Linked DNA regions of Mus musculus: region 1 is linked to region 2. Evidence: chromatin loops called from intact Hi-C (ENCODE). Cell type or tissue: gastrocnemius. All regions are shown on one strand.

Region 1 (8,000 bases), 110 kb before region 2:
TCTAACGCCCTCTTAGGGCTTAGAGACCATAGCCACACTTCTGCCTATGTAATAACTCCTCTCCATTTCAACTGGACAAAAATCACAGCCTGGGGCAACACATCATCCAGGAAGGCCCAACAACAATAAGAATTATAGGCAAAATGAGGAAGCACATTTGAGATACGCATTCCCTACTATCATCCACAAACAAATGAGTTAGCATCTCAAGAGCTGGGCACAGAGCCCCGAGCAGCTGTGTTAGCTTCAGCTGAAGCCAGGGAGCAGCTGTGTGCACATCCTGAATCTGACAGGTTCCCTGGAATAAAGAGCAATCTTATGAACGGTAGTTCTGCTTCCTGAAATTTTCATTTTCTTCTCTTTCAAACTGCAGCCCAGCACAGTATCTGGATAAGTATTCGTAATTTATCACGAGGGCAGATTTTTCAAGTGATTCTGGATGCCAAAATGTTAAGCAAAACTGCTATTTCCAGGGCAGCCTGTTTGCCCATGGAGACAGGAAAGGCTGATAAATTCTAAACAGCAGCAAACCTAGCTAGGATGTGTTAACATAGCCACTGATGGAGCCATTAGCATACAAAAGGCTTGGCTGTGCCTGTCAGCTAATGTGTGCCTTATGGTCTTTCGCTCAGCTCTTTTCCATGCCTCCAAATGTCTAGAATGATCATTTCCCACTGTTTGGATCTGAAACCTGGTGTTCTGGGACTACTTAGAATGTCCTAACAGAACCCTGGCTCCTAGCCCTGGAATGAATCAAATAGTAGCCTGTGGCCCAAACACTGCTCCCATCTGGTCCAGCAGGAAGTTTTAACAATGGAAAGTGGAACAAATGCCACCCAAACTGCCACTGACAAAAGCCTGCCCATGTTTCTCTCTGAAACCTGACACGAGTCAGAGCTGGTGGGTCTCACGGTATTCGTGTTTGGCAATCATGAGACCTCTGTGCCAAGGGAAACAGACAAAAGATATCCACATCTGGGGAAGCACACAGGATGTACCTGATTGGAAAGTAAGAGCCCTGGGTCTCTCTCCAAGGAGCTCACGGCTGGGAAAACAGCTCACAGTTTTGATCTCTTGGGTGGGGGTAACAAGGCTCAGGCTGTGAAAAGGGTAAAGCCAGGCAGACTTGGCTCTGATCAATGTCACCTTAGAGACTAGGTGACGCTGGAGACTCTGACCCATTTCTTCAGACCCCCTAGTTACTAATCTGAGACTAAGATACCATACCCCATGGTACTTTGTGAAAACCAAATGACAAATGTAAAAGGAAAGTCAGGGTAGGGAGACGGCTAAGTGAGTGAAGCATGAAGGCTTGGGTCTGAACATCAGGAAATTAGCACTAAGTGGAAAGAGACAGACTCCTGCAGCTCATGGACCTTACACTGTATCCAATGTATCTAATACAATCGAGGAGCCTTGTCTCACATCCTATTGTGGAGGAAATAACATATTCAGTGGAAAGAAAATACCTAGCATTGACTTCTGGCCTCCACACACATGTCCTCACACACATATAAACTACTACACACACATGCAGAGGAAAACTTGCAAAGTTGCAATCCTGCCCTTCAGTGACTGCCAACCACTTGTTTCTACCACCCCTTGGCACTAGTCCTACAAAGATGTATGCCATTAGAAGAGTGTGCCCTCCTGACGCTGGTACATAGGAAATAACACAGGCAGTACAGGGAGCCTCTGTCTTGAGGCGAAAGGGAACCTCAACTTGGAGAGGATTATCTATTTAGTTTTCCATAACTGATGGGAGGAAACCAGGAGGTGTGAAAATAACCAAAGGTCTATAAGAGATTGCCGTGAGCTTGTGCAAAGAGCAAAGAACAGAGATCAGGAGGAGTTTGGGAAGGGAACTGGCTTCCCACTGTGGGTTGCCATGAACTTCATCCTCATGATTCAGTATTCCAAATTTTACACTTAGCTAAAGTTCTGGACACATTTTTGTCTTGCCAAAACAAGATCCCTCTAGGACTCAGCATAAAGAGCTAGGTGACACCCAATTTTTCTCCTCTCATACTAGACATTCCCTTGTCCAAGGTCCATACCCAGCTGACCAGATACTAGTCCTGGGCCCTGCCCTTCTTCATGCTACACAGTCATGTGTGTGCCCAGAGACCTGATTACACCTTTGATTCATTTTTTTCTAGTACACAAGTTACCCAAGACATTACCGATGTATATTCCAGATGATTCTATGTATTGGATAAGTTTTTCACGCATATATAAACTCATGTTTTATAGGTGTGAAACACTAAACGTGCAGTTACAAACCTAAGGCTGGCTCTGGCTCTTGCACTAGAATGTTCCAGATTCCGATAAAATTGCTCAGGTCCTAACTCCAATTGACAATGGTTCCTGTCTCCTCCTTACCTTCTAGATCAGGCAAATGGGTAGGCTATGGCAAAGTGCAGGCAAGCACTCCTTATCTACTGTGCTGTAACAAGGAGCTAGGTATCGCTTCAGCCTGGGTACCAATCATCTGCGTTCACCATGCCAATCGAGAAAAACATCAGTGTTGTCCAAAATGAGTGCATTTACCTTGCCAAAGATTCTGCTGTCTGTCTATGACTAATCTCTCTCTTTCTCTCTCTTTTTAAAAAGTGGGCCCAGATTCCTTCTCCTACCTGTTGTTTTAGGCTATCTTCATTCACAGTCTAATTTTTTTTTAATCTGTTCCATTCCTTCATGAAGCCCGAGTGTGCATCCTGATGTTTAGGAGTGCTTCTTGATGCTTCTTTGATGGAAATCGATGGGGAGGAAATGACAGGTGGCAAGCAAGAGAAGCAGCGATACGACTTTTGAGTAAGTCATCCTATCTCAGGCAGTCCTGACTCAGCCAGGGACTAATGTCACAGGAAGCTGCTCCTGAGCCCACAACATCTCAATTAGCTGTTTCTCTCTTCCGTTTTTGTTGCAGGCATTAAACTCAAACAACGCTCACAGGATGGAACACAGCCAGAAATGGTGAGCAATTCCAGACTAGAAGAGGGGCAGAAGTCCCTGAATTCCCCAAGTCACCAATTGTTAAGCCATTAGAGGCAGCAGAGCAAGAGACAGACCCTCAGTTCTCCCAGTGCACCCTGCAGCAATGTCTTACTTATTGCTTCCCTGTGCTAGACCATGGACCCTCAGGAACCACCTTCTGCCTTTTACCCAGTCTTCTCCATGCCCAGCCTATGAACTGAGCCATGTTGGGACCTCAACAACTTCTGCAGCCTCCATGTGTGTCCAACTCTGAACCGAGATTCCATCTTATCATTTGGTCATCAGGAGGCTCCTGACTGATGGTCTCCCTCTTCCCTCTATAATTGTTTCCAAACTCAAATGAATGGTTTCAGAGCACAAGTCTGGATCCTCGCTGTGGTATCAAACATGACAATGAGCAAATGCAGTCAGGCACAAAGAAGTCAGAACACGCTGAGTACTGGGGTAAATATTTGATGAAATTTCAAGCAGATTTGGGTTGGATCATGGTATTACAGTTCAGTTTCTCATAAAAAAATCCTTTATCTTTTGGAGACAGTGTGCTAAAATATTCATATGTAAATTGCAGGACTAAGAATTGCTTCCAAACTCAAGCCCAGTGATGGGCAGACTGAGTGTTGATATAAATAAAACAGACGTTTCAATGACTTCATAAATGTTGAAGTGGATATGGGAATATAGAGGTTCACTAGGCTATTCTTTCAATGTTTGCATATTTTCCCATAATAGAACATGGTGAAGGCAGCCCATATTGCTCCACACTTCATACTAAATAAAAAACACAGTCCTTCAAAGACCTCCAGGGCTGAACACTAATTGTTCTCAGGTTCTCTTAGCTTCATTCCCCCTGCTAGACCCTTGATGGCTCTAAGAATGCCTTCCCTAGATATGCCAAGAAGTCCCTGTCCCAGGGCCCCAGTAAAGGCTGCTCATGTCCTTTCTACAGCTGTCAGCCTGGCCAGCTACCCCATTGCCTGAGAGCCTGCTCAAGCCCAGCATTCTCTTTGGGACCTTTCCACACCAACTGCTTAAACACTAAACAGCTGTGTCTGCATCCCTCTGCCTGCCAGAATATCAGCAGTAGGTACCCTCAGTAGACCACCACCATGGCGAGTCGATGATGAAGAAACTTTTGTTGAACTTATAGTAGAAGGAAAGGGAGGAAGATATAAGGCTAGGGTAGGACAAAGGGAAAAGACCAAAAGACCAAGAAAAAAATGTGGAAAGGGGAATGGAAGGGGCAAAGTCCCCAAGGCCATGACTTTGGAGTTTTAACTGATTCATGCCCAAACTAGAGATCAGTACACATAAGTCATAGTAGCTCCCTTCTATGAACACTTCCTATGTTGTGCAGCCATCTTTAGCATCCCATTAACTACAGGGCTGCAACAGACAGTATCTGCTCCCACATCACTCCCTGGAAGCATGGCAGCCTTCTCTAAGCTGGGCTTCCCTTCTCTTCAGAATATCTCATCATCTTTATCCACCTCCCAAGAGACCTGATATAACCTAGCCTTAGGGGACTTTGAGCATCCGACTGGAGAGTGCACATCTTTTGGGGAAATTATGAGAGAGATAGCAGAATATCTATGCAATGTCAGAGCTCAACACAAGGTGTGGAAACATGGGGTACACTGAGAGACTGTGCAAAGGCAGGCAGGCTTTGGAGAAGTATGTGGTTTTGAGCAGGAATACCCAAGGGGCTGTTGAGCAATTGTGTTCTACCAGGGTCTAGCCTTGACTTACAGAAGCTATTGCCAGGTCTGGCACATAGCTGGAGCTTGCTACACTCCTGTCTCATTCCACTCCAGCCACAGCTCTACCTTACCCTCTCCATCTTTTTGCTAACTCTCAGAAACTGATTGCTTAGTTCCCAAGTCCCTTAATCTGTGTTAAAACTGGACTGAGCCAAGCTCACTTTTTAGATGTGGTTGAGGTGGCTCACAGAGTTTAAGCCGTTCTTAACATGGCAGAAGATGACTTGGGAACCATACATGGTAGGTTCCAAGCAATCCCAAACAATAAAGCGTGGGTCTGATCAGCTAGCTCCCACAAGATATTTCTTCTCCACTTGGTGGGTAAATTGAAGATATGAATAGAAACTGTCTATACTCATCATTCTGTAAAGAGCTCTGTGTATCATGCTAATATTATATCAGGGAAAGCAGCACCTGCAGGAGTTCAATGACAGTGGCGCATAAACACTAAATGTATAGCATGTGAACATAATTGCCTTCTCTTAAGATGGCCTGTGAACATGTTCAGAGGATAAGAGCCCCAGCACTGCGACAATTTGCTTCTTATTCAGAGCATCCTTTCTCACAGCATCTCAGACATTATGAAGCTTCATATCTATAGTAAGAAAGCAACAGGCTTGCAAAGACCAGGTGCCATACAAGAGCCACATAGCGTCCATGTCAAGGCCATATACTTGTTTCAGAGCCTAGACTCCTTCTACTACAGGGGAGAAAGCAATATGGCGACCACTTCATCTGGCTGACTGGGGAAATTGAAGCAGCCTATGGCTGAGTATCCTGAATGTGACTCTATTTGTTTCCCACCCATAGTATGGTGCCTTGGACATGTCTTTCAACATCTCCCCTAGACTTTACAATGTTTGAGACCTCACCAGTAGACGAGGACAGGTAGGGTCTGTTGAGTGAAAGGGGTCACACACAATTTCAGGGTGAAAGCTGTGAAGTGTTGTGGACCCAGCTCTCTCATTTGATCCATGGCAGGCATATAAAACCATCCCCCAAAGGAGCTACATAATCTTCAAGCTAAACAGGGCATTAAAGTAGGAGGAACAATGCTCCATCAGATGCCAGGACCTCTGCCTCCCATGGGTCACTAACTCCATTGCCTCTGGATGCAAACCTGCAGAGCAGAGAAGCTTACTGTGCCAGGAGCTGCCTGCCTCACTATTGGATGTACTTAACCTGTGGAGAGCTCCTTGTGGGAACTAAAAGAGAGAGCACACGCTTCGGAGTTCACGTCCAGCAGATGCACGTGCGTTCTTCTACAGACTGAGGACACAGAGCTGAACCTAAGTCCTGGCCAAGTTTGCCAGGAAGCATCCAACAGAGTATCTGGCTTGCATATGCTTCTTGAGCCCTCCTATCAAAGCCTCTTACATCATTCCAGGTGTGCAAACTTTTACACAGGACAGCTTCTAAATTAAACTAAATCTAATTGCATCAAATTGACTACCGTAAGACAAAATGTTCAATAATGATATAGATCTTCAAATTAAAGTTGGAACATGTTGGCAGATTGTGACTTTTGTCTCTATTTTCTCTAATACTTGTCTCCAAATTAAATTCCCTCATCATCTCCTGTGGGAAGCTCTGGCTCCTGCTTGCCTGGGTCAACTGCTGATCCCTGAATTATATATCCTCTTTGGCTTGTTGGCTTCTTTCTTTTAGAATCCTGATTTCTGAGAAGTGTGTGCCTCTATGTACTGGACACAGCCATTCAGACTCTTCTCCATGTTTCCAAGGCCCAGATCAACAAGGTGGATACTCAGCCAGATGAATGAGCCAAGCCCAGTCTTTCAGTTTTCAATTTTCACTGCAAGTTCCTAAGGCTGAAGAAGCTGGATGAAGAGATTTGAGTCCTCTGTTGGATGACATGCAATGGTGGCCATGCAATTGAGGCCAGCGTGGGTGAGTAGGGGCATCAGAAAGAGAGCATGGGTTACTTACTCGGAGACCTGGAGGCCCCGGGGGTCCATCTCTGCCTTCTGGGCCAATCAAACCCTTTGGAAAAAAAGGGAAAAGGAGAGAATGTTATGTGTGGACTTCCATGGCATGGCATGTGCTCTCCCCTCTTGCTGTCATTGGACGGGAACATGTCACTGCCTCCAAATAGGAAATGATGGGGTCAGAAGAGAAGAAGCAATCCATGATCTGCCATCTACCCTAAAATATACAGACTGACTGCTATGGGCTTTTAAAACATGTTTAACCAGGAAGACATGTGCAGCATCACACACTTTGCAGAAGAGCACACAGAAACGGCATGGCTAATGTAGTTAGTAGTTTGCATAAAGCACACAGAGAAGAATCACCTAAAGCAGTGTATAACTCTTAAGTATCTCCACTCTTTCCATTATTGCTACCTCGAAGGAATTAGCTTGGGTTTTCTGACTCTTGGGAAACAAAAAACAAAGTATCAAAGTTAGTACAAACAGAGCCTGGAAAGATGGCCCCATTGTTAAGAGCATTTGTTGCTCTTAAAAAAAATAATAAAGTTGGTGCAAATAAAATTATCTATGAAAGGTGCATGTCGATTAGAGAAAGAATGTTGAAGGCTGTAAATTTTGTGTGACCTCTGGGTTGGGAGTCAGCAGACATTGGCAAAGTCTGATCGTGTCTTCTATATAGTGGAGATGGTGTATCCATCTGCTAAGCAATTGAAAAAACCACATGAAGAGTGAACCCTCAGGCCTGAACACTCCATCATAATTGTTCAGAACATGTGAGACCCTCAACTCAAGCTCTGGCTCTGTCGCCACATCCTGCTGTTTTTCCAGTAAAGTCTTCCTTGAACTTCTTTCCTTATCTTAAATAATCAGCATCACGCAGGCGTGGTCCCTATGGTCAATGGTTGCATGACTCTTTGGTGGCCAGTCTCCTATTTAGAGCCATGCTCTTTTCTTTCTCTATCACCATGTAAGCAGTAAAGCGAATCCACCTGTGGCGTAGGATGAACGGCAATGCACAAATTCTCCTTCCTCATAAGGAAGTGGCTTGTGCCATGAATTGGTAAGATTACCAGAATCTGCTTCATCCTAGGGAAGGGAGGAATGTCACCAGCATTCAGATGCAGAGTATCATGTGCTGTTCCCCCGAATATATTTTCCTCTCCCTGGGGTTGCTGAGGTTCACAAACTCAAAAATTTTCTATTCTCCACTGCAAAGTCTTAAAAGCCAGTGTCTCCTGGGAGAATGTGGCTACTTTTTGCCCTTGTCCAGGCATGGATCTAAATTTAGCTGGGTAGG
Region 2 (8,000 bases):
AACCATGCCTCTGAGCTCCAGTGGGCTTTCTTATTCATCTGGAGTAAATTTTATAGCTATAAGTCATAAATTCCATTTTCTCAACAGCCAAAAACAAGATCCAGAAGGGTTGGGGGTTCTGCCATTGCTGTTATCCTAGATTGGTGCCTGCCTAAAGCAGGGAAGCAGTGGACAATGATAAAACCTAGCCATTGTCCTGATATCCCTCCTAGGACTCCCTAAGGTCCCCCCAGAAAACAGTAATGATGCCACCATTCATGGACACCGGTAAAAATGCCTGTGGCCGGACACAACTCCAGATGTCTCAGAGGCATCTTGTTTCTGATGTGGATCACACCTGGTAAGATGATGGGCTATCCTTGATGCAGGAATCTGGTGAAAGATGTTTGAGTTTGGCAGGAACTAGCTAAGAGGGACAGAGCCTGGCTTCCAGCCCAGGTTTGTCTTTTCCAGAGATTTGTACTTCTCTATGCTGGCCTTAGAAATAACTTCAAGTTTTCTGTTCACTTTATTTGTGAGTGTCTACTCACAAAACAAATTCTTATTTCATGGGGAACTTAGATTTCCTTCCCACTGGCTCTTTTTCTGCTTTCTCTTCAAAGTAACTCAAACCAAGGCATGATGATACCCCACTGGGTGGGGCTTCCAGGCCCAAAGCTTTCTTTTTCTTTTTCTTTGTTTTTTCTTTTTAATTTTTGTGTGTATCCATGTATGGCGTGTGTGTGTGTGTGTGTGTGTGTACCACAGCCTGAGACTAGAGATCTAAAGACAACCTTAGGTATTGGTCTTTGCCTACAACCTTGTTTGGTAGAAGGTTTCTTATTTTTCAACACTGCTTGCACTGGGCTAACAGGCCTATGAGGTCCAATGGTTATCCTGTCTCTCCCTCTACCTTCTTTTTTTTTTTCCTATTAGATAATATTTATGATGCCATTATAGGAAGTAAGCATAAATGAGTTGAGTTCTTAAGATCTAATTTTTCAGAAGACTATTCTGAACAATAAGAGCAAGCTGCTGAAGTTCTTATGTTTACTTATCTTCACTGATATTATACTTTTTTTGTTGTTTTTTTGTTGTTTTTTTTATTTATTACGTATTTTCCTCAATTACATTTCCAATGCTATCCCAAAAGTCCCCCATACCCTCCCCCCCACTTCCCTATCCACCCATCCCATTTTTTTGGCCCTGGCGTTCCCCTGTACTGGGGCATATAAAGTTTGTGTGTCCAATGGGCCTCTCTTTCCAGTGATGGCCGACTAGGCCATCTTTTGATACATATGCAGCTAGAGTCAAGAGCTCCGGGGTACTGGTTAGTTCATAATGTTGATCCACCTATAGGGTTGCAGATCCCTTTAGCTCCTTGGGTACTTTCTCTAGCTCTTCCATTGGGAGCCCTGTGATCCATCCAATATCTGATTGTGAGCATCCACTTATGTGTTTGCTAGGCCCCGACATAGTCTCACAAGAGACAGCTCTCTCTGGGTCCTTTCAGCAAAATCTTGCTAGTGTATGCAATGGTGTCAGCGTTTGGAAGCTGATTATGGGGTGGATCCCTGGATATGGCTGTCTCTAGATGGTCCATCCTTTCGTCTCAGCTCCAAACTTTGACCCTGGGATTACAGATGTGTTCTCTTATATCTGGTTTTATCTGTGCTCTGGAAATCCGAACTCTGATCCTCATATGTACTTGTGTGGCAAGCATTGAATCATCTCTCCAGCCTCATTTCTTTAATTTACAACTTATATCAGTTCCTCCAATGTCAATAACTCCTTAAAAAAAAAACCCATGTGCCCTCCTTGGTAATCATGGGCATACCAGGATAAACTTCATCTTCCCTTGGATCTACTGTATCATCCCTCATCATCTTAGTTGGAAGCACCCTCAAGCTATAAACGTCCACTTTACAGGAGAATAAAGCGAATGCCCTAGGTTTGTTTGTTTGCTAACTTCTCTTGGAGCTAAGAAGAGGCTGAGCCACTCCACGATTTTGAAATCAGTCAAATGGCAGGGATTGCAGCAGCATCAATAACAGTGACAGTCCTGTCTCTAGTGATGCATTGTTCATGAGAAATAATATTCCCAAATATGCCTAGATCAGCTCCTCATAGGATAGAGAGAATTGATAATAACCAAAGCATTAACACAAGGACATTATCAAATAAATAATGAGAAGTCACTCAGGTGGCCATGCTATGGTATTAAATAGCAGAGAGAGAGAGAGAGAGAGAGAGAGAGAGAGAGAGAGAGAGAGAGAATAAGGCAGCTCTCCTCATCTCTCCTTTCCAAAGAGCACCACTGAAATGATTTTCTGTGACTTCCTGGAATTTTTTGCATTTGGTATATCCAGAATTTTTTGCATATAGTATATCCAGACACCTCCTGTTTTAGGAAGCAGGAACATATTCCCCAAACCCCATTCTGCAGCACCACTTCTTCACGCAGCCATATATGCCTTGGGTACCTGCCAACGTCAGACTATTTAACCCTGGCTCACTCTGCCAGTGACTACCTTGTGTTCTCTTTGTCTTTACTTTCATTCCACAGATGTTTAATGCTTGTTCTATGCCAGGTGCTACACTGGAGAGAGCTTTACCCAGCTTCCCACACTGCTGTTTTCTTTACGAGTTCTCAATTGATAGATATCTCTTTCCATTTCTTTTCCGTAGTTAAAATATGCTGTGGTATATAATTTTATGGATACAATCGGTGCACTAAATCCGTGGGTTCCATCTCCCTCCATTCAACCAACTGTGGATTGAAAATGGTGAACAAAATTGCATCTGGATTGAGCATGCAGACTTTTCTTGTTATTTTTGAACAAATAATGCTGTATAATAGAGATTTAAATAGAGTTGCATGGCTCTGGGTACACTACAAGTAATAGGAAGATGATCTAAGTTGGGCTATATGCAAACACTATACCATCTTATATAAGGAAACCGAACATTGCAGATTCGGGGTTTGCAAGAATGCTGGGAAGAGTCCATAGCTCATTACGCCAAAACATAGCCCCAGATTGTCAAAGAAAGCACACAATTTAAGTTTTGATGGGCACATGTCTTGGTCAGGGTTTCTATTCCTGCACAAACATCATGACCAAGAAGCAGTTGGGGAGGAAAGGATTTATTCAGCTTACACTTCCACATTGCTGTTATCACCAAAGAAAGTCAGGACTGGAACTCAGGCAGGTCAGGAAGCAGGAGCTGATGCAGAGGCCATGGAGAGGTGTTTCTTACTGGCTTGCTCAGCCTGCTCTCTTATAGAACCAAGACTACCAGCCCAGAGATGGCACCACCCACAAGGGGACCTCCCCCCTTGATCACTAATAGAGAAAATGCCTTGCAGCTGGATCTCGTGGAGGCACTTCCCCAACTGAAGCTCCTTTCTCTGTGATAACTCCAGCCTGTGTCAAGTTGACACAAAACTAGCCAGTACAGCACATTTCTTTTTTTCTGGATCACCTTGAATATTAGACTCCAACAAAGAAGGGCTGCACGTCTTGAGCAGCACAATGCTGCAGAGAGTCTTTGGAGCTGCAATGCTAATCAATAAACTGGAGGACTGGGGAAAGGCACACATTCATATTTATCAGTTGTGTTAAACAACCCACACACTAACTGATCTTGCTTGGACGATGTGTGGGTATCCCCTGAATGTGCGGGAAATGGGCCAGACTAGGCCACACCCACACCAAGGCTACAGTACCACGCACATTGTGTAGGTGATGAGACAGAAGACAAGAGCTATTAAAGAACTGCTTGAAGCCTCACTGCCTAGCTCTGTTAAACAAGCAGTTTCCATAAGCAGCATCTTAAAGGGTGGGGAGATCAGAGCAGGAAACTCAGGATTTGCAGGGTTACCAGCTGATGGCGAACAAGTCTAGAGAAAGAGTTGGAAAAGTGGCCCAAAGGAATGATTTCTAAATGTTCCAAAGCCAGCTCTGGCTGCACAGAGTGGCGTTATCCATTCCTGTTGTTCCAAACAAATAAAGCTTCCTTTCTAAATTGCATGCCTCTGTCTGTATTATAGGGATTACACCTCTTCCCCATCTGCTCCACAAGCATCTATTGTGCTTGCCCTCTGGCTTAGCAGTATCAATTATTTTGACAAACTGCTTGTGCTCGCATGCCCTGCCTGAAGTCACGCTCACTCACCTTGTACTGGGAGAAAGAAAAAGCTTCCAAAATATACCTACAGGGTGAAAATAAACTGGAGTGGGTGTCTGTAAGTTTGGGTGACCTCAGGCCCCAGCTAGATCTAACACTCACAGCCCAGCATCCTCTCTTACCTATCCCATATGCACTGAATAAGTTAACCTTGAAAATGACCTTCAGAATCAAAGCCACCAGTGCGGTGAAGTCGTGGGAAAGCTGAGGCACCAGCAACCACGGGGTGGGCATGGTCCCCCAGGCTCCAACATGACATGCCCCTCCTCTTCTCTCCTTAAAAGAACCCTTCTTTCTCTGGGTACAATACAGTGAATATGGCTGGAATTCCAAGCTGGGTGGGATATTCCTGCATTGTGTAGACCACAATGAGCAGTTTTCTGTAGACCACAGGCCTCTCGGTATGGGAATTCACAAGGCTAAAGATATGCTGTTAAGAAGGGGCAGGGGTTCCAGGGTTATTTATTTTTTTCTTCTTCAGAAAACAGTCCCACAGACTTTGTCTGCCCTCAAAGCAGGTCTTCAGAGAATGCCCCACTGGCTGGAATACTGGGACCATGCTACATCTTGGCAGAGTCCCAGACATGGAAGGCTTATGGGTTCTGGGAGGGCTTAGTTCTGGCTGAAGGCTAAGTGAGGCAGGATCCCAAACAGGAGGTTCACTTTCACATTAGCATGGCTTGAGGGTCAGTTTCTATACTAGTAAAAGGGAGGGCTTCGACACTTCAAATTCTCTTTCATCTTTAGAATGTTCTGTCTAGGACTGGCTGTAAACTACACAATGTCTAGAGCAAGACAAAGACTTAGGGTACCTTTGGCAAACAGCAGGGCAAAGTGATGTCAGAGGTGCAGAAATGCAGCTCTCTCTTCTTGCACACTCAATCGAGGTATTATTGTGGTTTTGTAATTTGCTATTTAATGTTGCCTAAGTAAAGGAAATTTAGATTTTTGCACAGCCTGCAAGAGTGCTGTTCTCCATCTTTGTACTGTATGGTGACGATTTCAAAAGCAAAAGAAGAATCAAGTACTTGGATCACACAATTTCTGTTTCATTTTAATCTGTGGGTATGCATTTTAAAAATATTTATTTTTATATGTGTCTATTTTTATTTGTATTGCTTATTATTTATTACTTTTATGGGGATTCTGTCTGGATGTACACCTGGTTACCAGTTATATGCCTGGAGCCTACTGAAGCTAGAAAAGGAAAGGGGATCCTTTGGGACTTGAACCCACCCACTTCTCTGGAAGAACAGTTGATGTTCTTAATCATTGGGCCATCTCTCCAGCCACCATGGGTTTGTCTTTTGATCAGATTAGCTGAAAATTTGCAAAGATTTAGAATTCAGAGGACAGCTACGTTTGCTTCACAAAATGCACACACTCTTCCATAGCCTCTCCCTTCTAGTTACTGGTCAAGCAGGAAGGACTCATGGGAAAGAGCTATGCATTACCCATCAGCCCCTCTTCCTCTAGGCCATCAGTTCTCAACTTACATAGGTCAGGATCCCTTTGGGGGTCACATATCAGATATTTACATTACAATTTATAACAATAACAAAATTACAGTTGTTAAGTAGCAGCAAAATAATAGTATGGTCAGGCTGACCACAACATATAGACTTGCATTAAAGGATCACAGCGTTAAGGAGGGTAAGAGCTACTGATACAGGCTATCGTCTTCCAAATGGGTAGGGAAACAACAGGATAAGAAAGGATGTTTCAAGGTTAACTGGCCATCTGTGGATCTTATAAGGTCACTGCGTTCTTAGGTGTTATATTAGTTTTTAATCACTATGGAAATACACTTGAGAATAAAACTTTTTTTTTTTAAAAAAAAAGGAAGGCTCTACTTTGACATATGGTTTCAGAAGCTTCTATTAGCCAGACCCCTTTCTTTAGGGCCCTTGGTGAGTCATAATATCATGGCATCCAGAGGACAGAACAAAGCTGCTCAAGTCACTCTAACCAAGAGACCGAGAACGGAAAGGCAGATAAGCAAGGAAACAAACATACATTTAAAAAGCTTATCTGTTTTCCCTAGTTAGGTCCTACTTCACGTCGGCAAAGCTGCCCCTCCCAGTTATGACATCAAGCTTTGAATCCATCAGTGGGCCCAATGGTTAGGACAGAAACTTCATGCTTAATTTGAAATGCTTCTCCTCTGAGTATTGCACTGGGGAGCGCAGCTTTCCACGTGGGAGTGGGAGTTTAGCAGTGAATAAGAGTAACACATGGTCTGTGTCAAGGAACCCATGGCCCTCAGGATCACAGTGCTCCAAGCCTACTGGCATCTGACCCCAGGTTTCTTAGCCTTACTCTGCTCCTGAGCACAGGGACCCTTCGTCTTTTGTTCCTGGGCTATATCTGAGAAATATGCAAAGAGAGGAAGGTTGAACACTGAGCGCATCTACCTGTTCTCCTGTCCCATAAGACTTCTATGTATGTGACACAAATGTATGGATAAAACTATTAAAAATTTCAAGATAGTGACAGTAGAGTTTTGTACCAAGATTGAGTCTCCTATGAGTATGAAGCTTCATGCTACCACCTACACCTCAAACCCAGGAAGCCAGTCCTCTCCACTGCCTCCATCACCTTTTACCTCTCCAGGACTTGGCCTATTCGTCTTGACCTAGACCCTCCACATGGATCAATAAATCCAGGACATATATCCACCTGTTACTAGGCAACCTCAACAGAGTGTTTTGCACCCTCTTAATGCCAGTTTCTGCATCTGAAAATTAAGGCTCTTATAGAAAGTATCTATGGTTTTCATATACGTGTCATTAAATTAAACCAGTGAAACATCTGGCATGCACGAGGATGCTTATTTTAACAATCACAGCAGTATCTTTCCAGGTGGGTAGGAGATAGAAGCAAGTGGCTGTGGGCTGGGCAAAAGTTGGCTCCAAATATCTGTTTTAGAGCCAGAAATGGTGACACATACATGTAATCTCAGATACTCCATGAGGTGAGACAGAAGGATTATGAAGTCAAGGAAAGCCTGAGAAACTTAGTGAGCCCCTACCTCAAAATAAAATTTAGAAAAGGCTGAAAATATAGTTTAATAGCCAACTACTTGCAAAGCATGGAGACCCTGTCTTCAGTCACTAGTAACAGGCATGTGTGTGTGTGTGTGTGTGTGTGTGTGTGTGTGTGTGTGTGTGTGTAAATCTGATTTGGGACAGTGTTGAAGCTGTTGTGATCCCAGGATTCCAGTCAAGAACTCTGGATGGTCTCTAATGCTAGACAGGAGCTCACAAACCGATCAGGAAACTGGGACAGAAACCCAGCTTCTCAACAAAATGGAGTCTACAGGCCATGAACCCGGGATGCAGATGCTCAAAGCTTCCCCCACCTCACCTCACTCTTCACACCTTTCTCTGGATCACCCAGAATCCAGGCAGCAGGGGCCGTTGTCTTCTGGGCTCTGGCCTTTATAGAAGTGTTCAGATCCCTTCCCAGGTATCTTTGGTGATGCTTCAAATGAGAAATACTTCCATGCAACGGGGAATCCCTTGGCAGTGGATGTTTTAAAATAAAAATAAGAAAGGAATGGGAAAGAGGTGGTAGAGGCAAAAATGAAGGATGAGGTGAGGGAAAGTTGGGGGGAGAGAGGAAAAAAAAGAAAGGAAGGAAAGAATAAGGAAGGAAGGAAGGAAGGAAGGAAGGAATAAGGAAGGAAGGAAGGAATAAGGAAGGAAGGAATAAGGAAGGAAGGAAGGAATAAGGAAGGAAGGAAGGAAGGACATACTGGATACTGGTTAAATTTTATGTCAACTGGACACAAGCCAGAGTCATCAGAGAGAAGGGAGCCTCTATTAAGAAAA

The links. Peaks named below come from ENCODE experiments on the same cell type or tissue, not always from the same donor. Only the 100,000 strongest peaks of a DNase experiment are listed, where the experiment ranks them.
Region 1: it touches region 2 in a loop (3-fold over the local background); 2 of 42 quality-filtered maps call a loop at or near these places.

The regions. Positions count from the first base shown.
Region 1 is chr15:71,926,708-71,934,707 of GRCm38, forward strand. It overlaps Col22a1 (collagen, type XXII, alpha 1), which reads right to left. Exons shown (of 64, transcript NM_027174.1): 22 at 6,702-6,755. Among named protein-coding and RNA genes, the nearest start is that of Col22a1, 100 kb to the right of the region's middle. In gastrocnemius, no CTCF peak of the experiment used is centred here; a DNase peak (open chromatin) is centred at 3,978; H3K27ac peaks cover 1,816 bases.
Region 2 is chr15:72,038,437-72,046,436 of GRCm38, forward strand. It overlaps a transcript of Col22a1 not described here. Among named protein-coding and RNA genes, the nearest start is that of Col22a1, 8.2 kb to the left of the region's middle. In gastrocnemius, no CTCF peak of the experiment used is centred here; no DNase peak of the experiment used is centred here.